2 separate regions of the Homo sapiens genome follow, and region 1 is linked to region 2. Evidence: chromatin contacts called from ENCODE Hi-C or POLR2A ChIA-PET data. All regions are on one chromosome and are shown on one strand. Each heading gives the region's core, a stretch centred on a gene start or an enhancer-like site at or near the end of the contact. The rest is flanking DNA. Distances are from core to core; before and after follow the strand shown.

Region 1 (4,476 bases), core at 372-2,871, 39 kb after region 2:
GCCTCTACCTGTCCAGCTCAAGCAATCCTCCCACCTCAGCCTCCTGAGTAGCTGGGATTACAGAAATTTGCCACAAATCCAGGCTAATTTTAAATTTTTTTTTGTAGAGATGAGGTCCCCGTATGTTGCCCAGGCTGGTCTTGAACTCCTGGCCACAAGCAATCCTTCTAGCTCAGCCTCCCAAAAGTGCTGAGATTATGGGTATGAGCCCCTGCGCCCAGCCCATAATCTCTTTTAAATGCCCAGTACAACCCTATGAGCTTCCTGATAAAATTTTCCAATTCACTTACTTTGTATCCTTTTTTGTTACCCAGTTCTTTTTCCAACTATTACCATGTCAAATTTCAAGATGAAGAAACAGGTTCATATACCTCAACCAGTAAGTCGCAGAAAGGGGATTTGAACTGGTATCTGTCTAACTACAAAACTTACAGAGGTTTCAGTGAAACTCAATACCCCATAACATGAAATCATGCTGTGATGAGGGAAATGCAGCTTTTCCTTATGATGCCTGAGAACTGATGATGCTTTTTTATGTACACACTGTACACTGATTTCATAAAACACTTTAACCTGGAAGATATGAGTGACTCCCTTTACATTTTTTTTTTTTTTTTTTTTTTTTTTTTTGGAGACGGAGTTTTGCTCTGTCTCCCAGGCTGGAGCGCAGTGGTGCGATCTCGGTTTACCACAATCTCCGCCTCCCGGTTTCAAGCTATTCTCCTGCCTCAGCCTCCTGAATAGCTGGGATTACAGGTGCGAACCACTGCGCCCAGCCAACTTTTGCATTTTATTTATTTATTTTTTTTAGTAGAGGCAGGGTTTCGCAATGTTGGCCAGGCTGGTCTTGAACTCCTGAGCTCAGGTGATCTGCCCTCCTTGGCCTCACAAAGTGCTGGGATTACAGGCATGAGCCATCACGACCAGCCTACATTCTGAAAAAATGACCTCTTGAGAGGCTGGGTGTGGTGGTTAATGCTGTAATCCCAGCACTTTGGGAGGCTGAGGTGGGTGGGTTGCTTGAGCCTAGCAGTTTTGGACTAGCCAGGAGAACATAGTGAGACATTGTCTCTAAAAAAAATTTTTTTTAATTAGCTGGCATGGTGGTGGCATGCATCTGTGGTCCCAGTTGTTCAGGGGGCTAAGGCAGGATTGCTTGAGCCCAGGAGTTCTAGGGTGCGGTGAGCTATGATCATGGGACCGCACTCTAGTCTGGGCTGCGGAGTAAGACGTTGTCTCTAAAGAAAGAGAAAAAAGACCTCTTCAGGCCACAGAGAGCAAAGTAAAGCATCTGAAATACATTTACCTTTTTTTCCTTTAGTGAGGAAAAACATTAACAAACATTTTAAATGTAACTGGGAAAGAACATTTAAGAAATTCATGCCCCTCTCTTGTATTCCAGCTTTCTTCTAGTTGGGTTCTGCATATGATTGTGTTATTAGGGACTATGCCTTTAAAAATGAAAAAATAAAAATAAAAAGGCCATGGTTAGCCTGTGAGCACATTTTTTTATTCTGGCTCTGGCCACAAGAACCAAGTTTGACTAGGCTCTGTATCAAAATAAAATCCAGAGAGGCATTCCTAAACTTGGACCTTTTGTCCACACTCACTTCCTGTTGACCGAGTGACATCCCTTCAGCTGGCCCTCCATCAAGCTGTTTGCACAGAATAGGGAGCAGTGTTTTCAAGGGCAGCAAATCTTGCAGCTTATTAAAAGTAGCATGGTATGCAACTCAGATGCCAGTTCTCTTTCCTTTTTGGGTTTCCTTGAGTCCAAAGGTCAATAGGAACACAGAAAAGCTCAGTGTATTGGTTTGTAATTCCACTCCCACTATGGCTCAATAGTACAATATATTCAGATCCTTGTCTCATTGAGTTCTTCAATCTTCAATCTTTGTTCCCTAAACACAGGCTTGTGTGAACATGCTATTAGCTAGCAGGGTTCAATTTCAGTATTAGGGGTTACATTCAGTTTCAAGCTCCTCACAGTTGTCTACACTGGGTATGAATCTGGAACTGCTGCCAATTTTCTTTGAGGGCATTTTAGTATCATTATCTCAGTGCTTATGCTATTATCTCTGAAGTGTTGTTTTCCAGCGATTTTCTGCCTCTAAAAAGACAGGATGGTTTAGCCATTTTATCAATGAAATTTAAGCATGTAGTGTCGCTGACTCTTGTGATTTCCTTCACTTCTTTTGTTCTACTACCTACCTGAGGAAATACTTTAATATTTCCAGTGAGAAGGCACCTTAAGGGAGTCTCTAACCGCTCAAAATGTGGTCTATAGAGGGACAGCCTGGGCATCATCTGGGAGCTTGTTGAAAATGCTCAATCTTAGGCTCCAGCCCATAAGTGCTGATGTAGATCTGAATTTTAATAAGATCCCTTCTTGTTTCACGAGCAAGGTAAAGTTTGAGAAGCAGGGGTCGGGCGCGGTGGCTCACGCCTGTAATCCCAGCACTTTGGGAGGCCGAGGCAGGTGGATCACGAGGTCAGGAGATCGAGAACATCCTGGCTAACACGGTGAAACCCCGTCTCTACTAAAAAATACAAAAAATTAGCCGGGCGTGGTGGTGGGTGCCTGTAGTCCCAGCTACTCAGGAGGCTGAGGCAGGAGAATGGCGTGAACCCGGGAGGCAGAGCTTTCAGTGAGCCGAGATCGCGCCACTGCACTCCAGCCTGGACGACAGAGCGAGACTCCATCTCAAAAAAAAAAAAAAAAAAAAAAAAAAAAAAAAAAAAAAAAAAAAAAAGTTTGAGAAGCAGTGATCTGGCCCACATCTGGTCTTCTAAGCAATTCTGAGAGGGATTTTAGAGCCTCTTTTTAATACTCCCAATAATAGAGATGCCACTGGTGTAAAATTTGCTGGACAGCTAAACTCTGCCTACTTATAATTTCTACACTTAGTCTTTATTTCATCTCTTTAGAGCAAATGGAATAAGTCTAATATGACCCATCTAATATTTAAAGATAGATAACGTTTCCCAACTCCTCACCTCCAATTCCTCCCTCTCTTTCTCTTTCTCTCTCATGTCTCTTTCATTGCCTGTTGCTTACTCTTCCCTCACCCCTCCCTTTATCTCTTTTCATGCTAAGCATTTATTTTCAGCCATTCTCTGCTTTGCCTGGCTTCCAAACTTTTCAACGTGACCATTCCTATTTTATTAATGGACTCTAGTTACCAACTTGTCAGTTTATTATATGTGTTGTAAAAAAGTGCAGGGGCTATTTAAAATTGTAGAACAGAGATCTACTGTGCTGATTCTGAAATATTTAAAAGCGTTCTCTTGGTGTCTACCAGGCCATGATATCTAGGAGGACCCAACGAGTGACAATAGGGTTTCAGACGTGATTGTTAGGTAGAGTAAAAAAAAAAAAAAAAAAAAAAAAAAAAAGATGGAAAGTAGCCACTTAAATGAGAACTATGCTAAATAGTACTAAAGCTTCAGTACTAAAATACAGAATTACAATTTGAACTTCCATTAGCTACATTCACTACCTAATGCCATGTAAACAAGTAAAGTCCTAAAGTAGAATTTAGGCCATTCTTTTCAGATCTAGTGCATTGCACTAAGATGATTAAATTAAGCTTCAGAATCAGGAAGCAGTTGGCCGGAACTCAGATATTTGTGTGAATCTGGGCCTGAATTTTTGCTGAGCAACTCCATAACCAGGGGCTCAGTATGTATGAGGCATATCTTAATTTCTATGTAAAAGTCTGCTGTACACTTTTCATGTTCTGCATAAATCCATCATCCTGAAGTCCTAGGTTATATCACTTTTCTTAACTGTTGGTTTATATTTGGCAAAATGTCACTCAAAGAAATATCAATTGATAACACCACTTTAATTTAATGTAGGAATGCTTCCTGATTTATAATTAGACTTTTCACACAGAAATAGCAGATACATTGGTGTGCTGCACCCATTAACTTGTCATTTACATTAGGTATATCTCATAATGCTATCCCTCCCCCCTCCCCCTACCCCACAACAAGCCCTGGTGTGTGATGTTCCCCTTCCTGTGTCCAAGTGTTCTCATTGTTCACATGCAACAAACCTGCACATTGTGCACATGTACCCTAGAACTTAAAGTATAATAAAAAAATAAATAAATAAAAATAAAAAATAAAAAGAAATAGCAGATATAATCTAAAAATTCTTAGTGTATTTTTTTTACCCTCAAATACTCAAGCACTGCACTGGTGATTGATTGTAAAGAAGCATAAACAAATCAGGTTAAGTGATCAAGAAATGCTAAACTTGTTGAAACATCCACAAATGCAAGCAAGATTTTTTTTTTTTTTTTTTTTTTGAGATATGGTCTCTCTCTGTCACCCAAGCTGGAGTGCAATGGCATGATCTAGGCTCACTGTAACCTCCGCCTCACAGGTCCAAGCAATTCTCCTTCCTCAGCCTCTCAAATAGCTGGGATTACAGGCGCCAGCCACCACACCCGGCTAATTTTTATATTT
Region 2 (4,146 bases), core at 1,575-4,074:
ATCAACCTTACCTGGGATCCTGTTAGAAATGCAAACTCTCCAGGCCCACCTCTTTATCTACTGAGTCAGATTTCTGGGGGTGGAGTCTAGCAACCTGTGTTGATAAGCCTCCTAAGAGGTTCTGCTGCCCGTTAAACATGGAGAACCACTTACTTTGAGTATATCAAACTCGAAATGCTGTTTGTAGCCCTAGGTTCCTGGTGAAGCTCTTTGTAGCATGAAAATAGAAATTTGCTAAGTAGTAATACACTGACGTGAAAAAAGACTCATTTTTTTAACAATTGTTTTTCTAATCTCTAAGACATATAAAAATCATTCCTCATTGACAAAATATTGCCCCTTCTTCAAACACTTCCTCTTCTAGGAACTTTTCTCCAAATCTCCCAGCTAGATAATCTTATTTTGTGTTCTTTGTAAGGTATTAGCCCGAAATAGTATGTTAATAAAAGACGTTTTAGTTTGCACAATAGACATGTAAAGTTTACTTGGTGTGGATGCATGATCACAGTTTGATTATCTCTCCGGGGAAAGAAACACTGCCCAGATTACAAGACCAAGGACCAGGTTCTGGATTATTTGTTGTCTGCTCTTTGTAACACTGTGAGACTTCTAGGCTTCTGTTATCATACACAAATGTTAGATGAGAAAGAGCTTGAAGGTCTTAGGTAAGAGCTTGGAAGGGACAAGTGCAAAATCATTGAGCAAAGCATTTTAGAAAGGTGTCTTGTCTGATGAATCCTCTCACCTCTGTTCTTTTTGCAAAGCTCAGGAGGCCTTGGAGAGAAGATTATTGTGTTAGTTTGTTAGAACTGCCATAACAAAGTACCACAGACTGGGTGGCTTCATGAAAATATATTTTCTCACAGTTTTGAAGTGGGAAATACAAGATCAAGGTATTGGCACCATTGCTGCTTCTAAAGCCTTTCTCTTTTTCTTGTAAATGGCTGCCTTCTCTCTACGACTTCATATGGTCTTTTTGTGCCTGTCTCTGCTTATAAGGACAACAATCATATTGGATTCGGGCCTATCGTATAACCTTATTTTACCTTAATTACCTCTTTAAAGGCTCTGTCTCCAAATACAGTCACATTCTGAGGTAGTGAGGATTACAATTTTAACATATTAATTTTGAGGGGACAAAATTCAGTCCATAACAATTATGCATGACTTTGATGACCCATTTGTAGATTGAACTTGTTAAAACTTCAGAATATAAATGGGTTGTAAACTTGTAGGTGAAACGTGGCTGATGTATTCCATCAGAGAGATAGCCCTACAACATTCCAACTGGGTCCCTAAAGCTACAGATATGCTCCATTACCATCCTCAAATGCCAAAGAATGAATGAGCCATCTAGAAGTAGGCAAACAACCACATTTGCTAAAAGGCTAATGTTTCATCCATTAAATAAATGTGATACCTTTTTCTAGTCTGGTATCAATATAGAAGGCATGTGAAAAATGAGTTAGCTGAGAGTTAATTGACTGCGGAGACTCTATTTTCAGTCTCTGCCTGTATTTTTTGAATTAATATACACAGTGGGTGATTCAGCAAAAGGGTTTAAAAATAAATTCTTTATTGAAGGATCCCACCAATTTGATGTCTTCATAATTCATGAAGAGTAGACCCATAATAACTCTATTTTCTCTTCAGCTTTGAAAATAAAAGATGCCATTAGTTTAAATTAGGCTTGTATGTGGAATAATCAAGTGTATCAACAAATATAGTTTGACTCAGATGCTGTTTAAGAATAAATGCCAGAAAAGAACTGGCTATTTCTCTTAAAAAATTAAATATGAAAATTGTATTGACAAGCTAGGGTGAAAGTGTTTTAAAAAGTTGATAGACAATATATACATTTATAAAATTATGAAAACTCAAAAATGTAATAAGCAAATAGTTACTGTAGACTAGCTACTCTTTTAAAGCATACTCTTTAGAATATAAAGAAAATAGAATATAAGAAATATCATTAGAGACCTGGCTGTATTTGAATATAAAGAAAATGTCATTAGAGACCTGGCTATATTTGTAGAATACATGAGCACTCAGGATAGTTGGTGAATATGTAGGTATGGGGTTGCCAAAAAGCATCTTTGCAATGCTGTATTAGGGAGTTCCTACTTTGGCTAGAGAAGGCCCACATAGAAAGAACTATAGTGTAAAATATATTTACTTCATTTATTTATTTCCCTTGAAAAGTTCAAACCCCCAAGGAAGTAGACTGTGGATAGTATTTTATCTCCTCTAGCTGTAAGAAATGAAAGGATAGATAAGTGAATTGGATTTGTCTGAAAGCTTCTGGAGTCAGGAGGCACATGGGACTTGTGCTCAGGTGTCTATTTCCAGGCATTATTCAGCAATTTGGTCACATAATTTTCTCTAATATTAGATTTCTGCTTCCAATGGTGGGTGGCATAGTTGAAGAAAGAACTTTATGAAGACATAAGGTCTTGATCTAAACCCTAAGAAGGGAAAGAGTAAGTAAATGAGGTTATATACCTGAAGGCATACTTTTTTACTTCAGAAATTTTTATTTTCCTTCGGAGTGTATAAAATCATGTACTTTTAATCTGCAGAGTAGTTTTCATTCTAATCTACTAGTATACTTTGATAAAAGCATAATTTCATAGGTATATTACATTCGTGGGTCTCGTGTTTATGGTGGTTACGTCTTTAAAAAAAATCTAAACCTTATTTATCTACATCAGTTGTTGACTTTGCAGATCACAGAGAATACAGAGCCAGTCATGCAGAAAGTACCTGTTTGTCATCCTGAGAGTTCAGACATGAACTGTAACCAGTGGCCCATTAAGTACCTTCTCTTGTTGTTTAAAGCATATCCTAGCTTTGCAAATTAATTGTTAATGCAGAATGTTGTAACGGAGCCATGGAATGAAATTCCTGTTACTCCAGTCATAGTAGATGTTGCGTCAAGTACTCTGAGTTGTGTTCCATTGTTTTGTGATTCTGTGCTGTCGGAAAGTCTGGCCTAGAGAGTGTTTAGAAATAAGGAAATCAAGAAATAGTATGGTTTGCTTTTTTGGACTCTGTGTGTGATTTTCCATTGATAGTAATATTGTAATAATTTCTGAGAAATAAAATTCTTTTTCTTTGTTTATAAAAAAGTTACTTGTCAAAATACTCACAAATGCTTTCCATAAGAAAACATTTAACATTTTTTGCTGTAAAAGTGATTACATATACTACATTTAATGCAGTAGAGGACATTCTTGTAATATTGATACAGTAGGACAATATGCATGCCATTGACTATTGTTAACAGTCCAGTTGTGAGATGAAATCCACTATGAAACACAGTAATGTTTAATTTCATATTTAAGACAGAGCTAAATTTCAGTTTAGAAGGTTCTTATATAAAAATTTCAGGAACACCTTTATAAACCAATTAAGAAGGATTTTTGTCTTAAGGGTTTATGTGCCTGGTGTAAGATAGTTATACCTGATCTAATTTTTCTTTCTTTTTCTGATTTTTACTTCTCACATATTGTATTAATGGTGCTTGGTGTGGAAAAAAAAGATGCAGTGACATTTTCTTCTCTTATCCCTTATTTTCTACTCTAAGATACATATAATTTTGCAAATATTTATTTACCTTAATAGCTCAAACCTAGCTAACATTACAGCTAGTTAATGGGTATGATTGTAGGTACGATGAATCATTGTCTAGTAAAGAGACTGTTCAAATATGATTTTATTTTACTGGTTATTTTCCCAACAGAGAGACTCTTGGGGTGAAATAGAGCTCCAAAAAGAGTGTTTTGGGGGAGATGGGAAAGGGAGGATTGGGAGTTTTTAAAGGGAATAATCTCGTGTGGTAATAGGCATGAGGTAATAGTCATTTTGATAATATGAAACAAACAAAAAAGCTTCGAACAGGTGAGTATCTGTACAACTAGGTAGAGTGAGAACATAATGAAATCCCTAACATTTAAAACTAACGATGTAAACTGTAAATGTAATTATCTTTTAGCAAATAACTTTACATGTCAATTTTCTCAGTGGAATTTTTTGACAGTCTAAGTAGTAATGTTTGAAGCTTTGGGGACAGAATCTTTACCCCCTTCCACTTCTCATCATTCTCAGAGAATGCCGAGGGCTGGAGACATTTTTATATAGCTGATA

What was found. A loop is a pair of places that touch in the nucleus more often than their neighbours do. ChIA-PET counts read pairs that join two places held with the same protein, here RNA polymerase II (POLR2A).
Region 1: a map of PC-3 shows a loop between it and region 2 (4-fold over the local background). The contact joins two enhancer-like sites. A Hi-C loop is called at or near these places in 2 of 168 maps with a recorded cell type or tissue (IMR-90 and PC-3). POLR2A ChIA-PET finds 5 or more read pairs at or near these places in 4 of 52 experiments (H1, OCI-LY7, SK-N-SH and 1 more).

What each region holds. Positions count from the first base shown.
Region 1 is chr3:29,523,815-29,528,290 of GRCh38, forward strand. The region is part of intron 3 of RBMS3 (RNA binding motif single stranded interacting protein 3); the gene reads left to right. Among named protein-coding and RNA genes, the nearest start is that of RBMS3-AS2, 120 kb to the right of the region's middle. Within about 2 kb of position 1,622, at least 14 of the 41 ENCODE cell types and tissues checked have a DNase peak (open chromatin) inside an H3K27ac peak, as active enhancers do.
Region 2 is chr3:29,483,447-29,487,592 of GRCh38, forward strand. The region is part of intron 2 of RBMS3 (RNA binding motif single stranded interacting protein 3); the gene reads left to right. Among named protein-coding and RNA genes, the nearest start is that of RBMS3-AS2, 160 kb to the right of the region's middle. Within about 2 kb of position 2,825, at least 2 of the 41 ENCODE cell types and tissues checked have a DNase peak (open chromatin) inside an H3K27ac peak, as active enhancers do.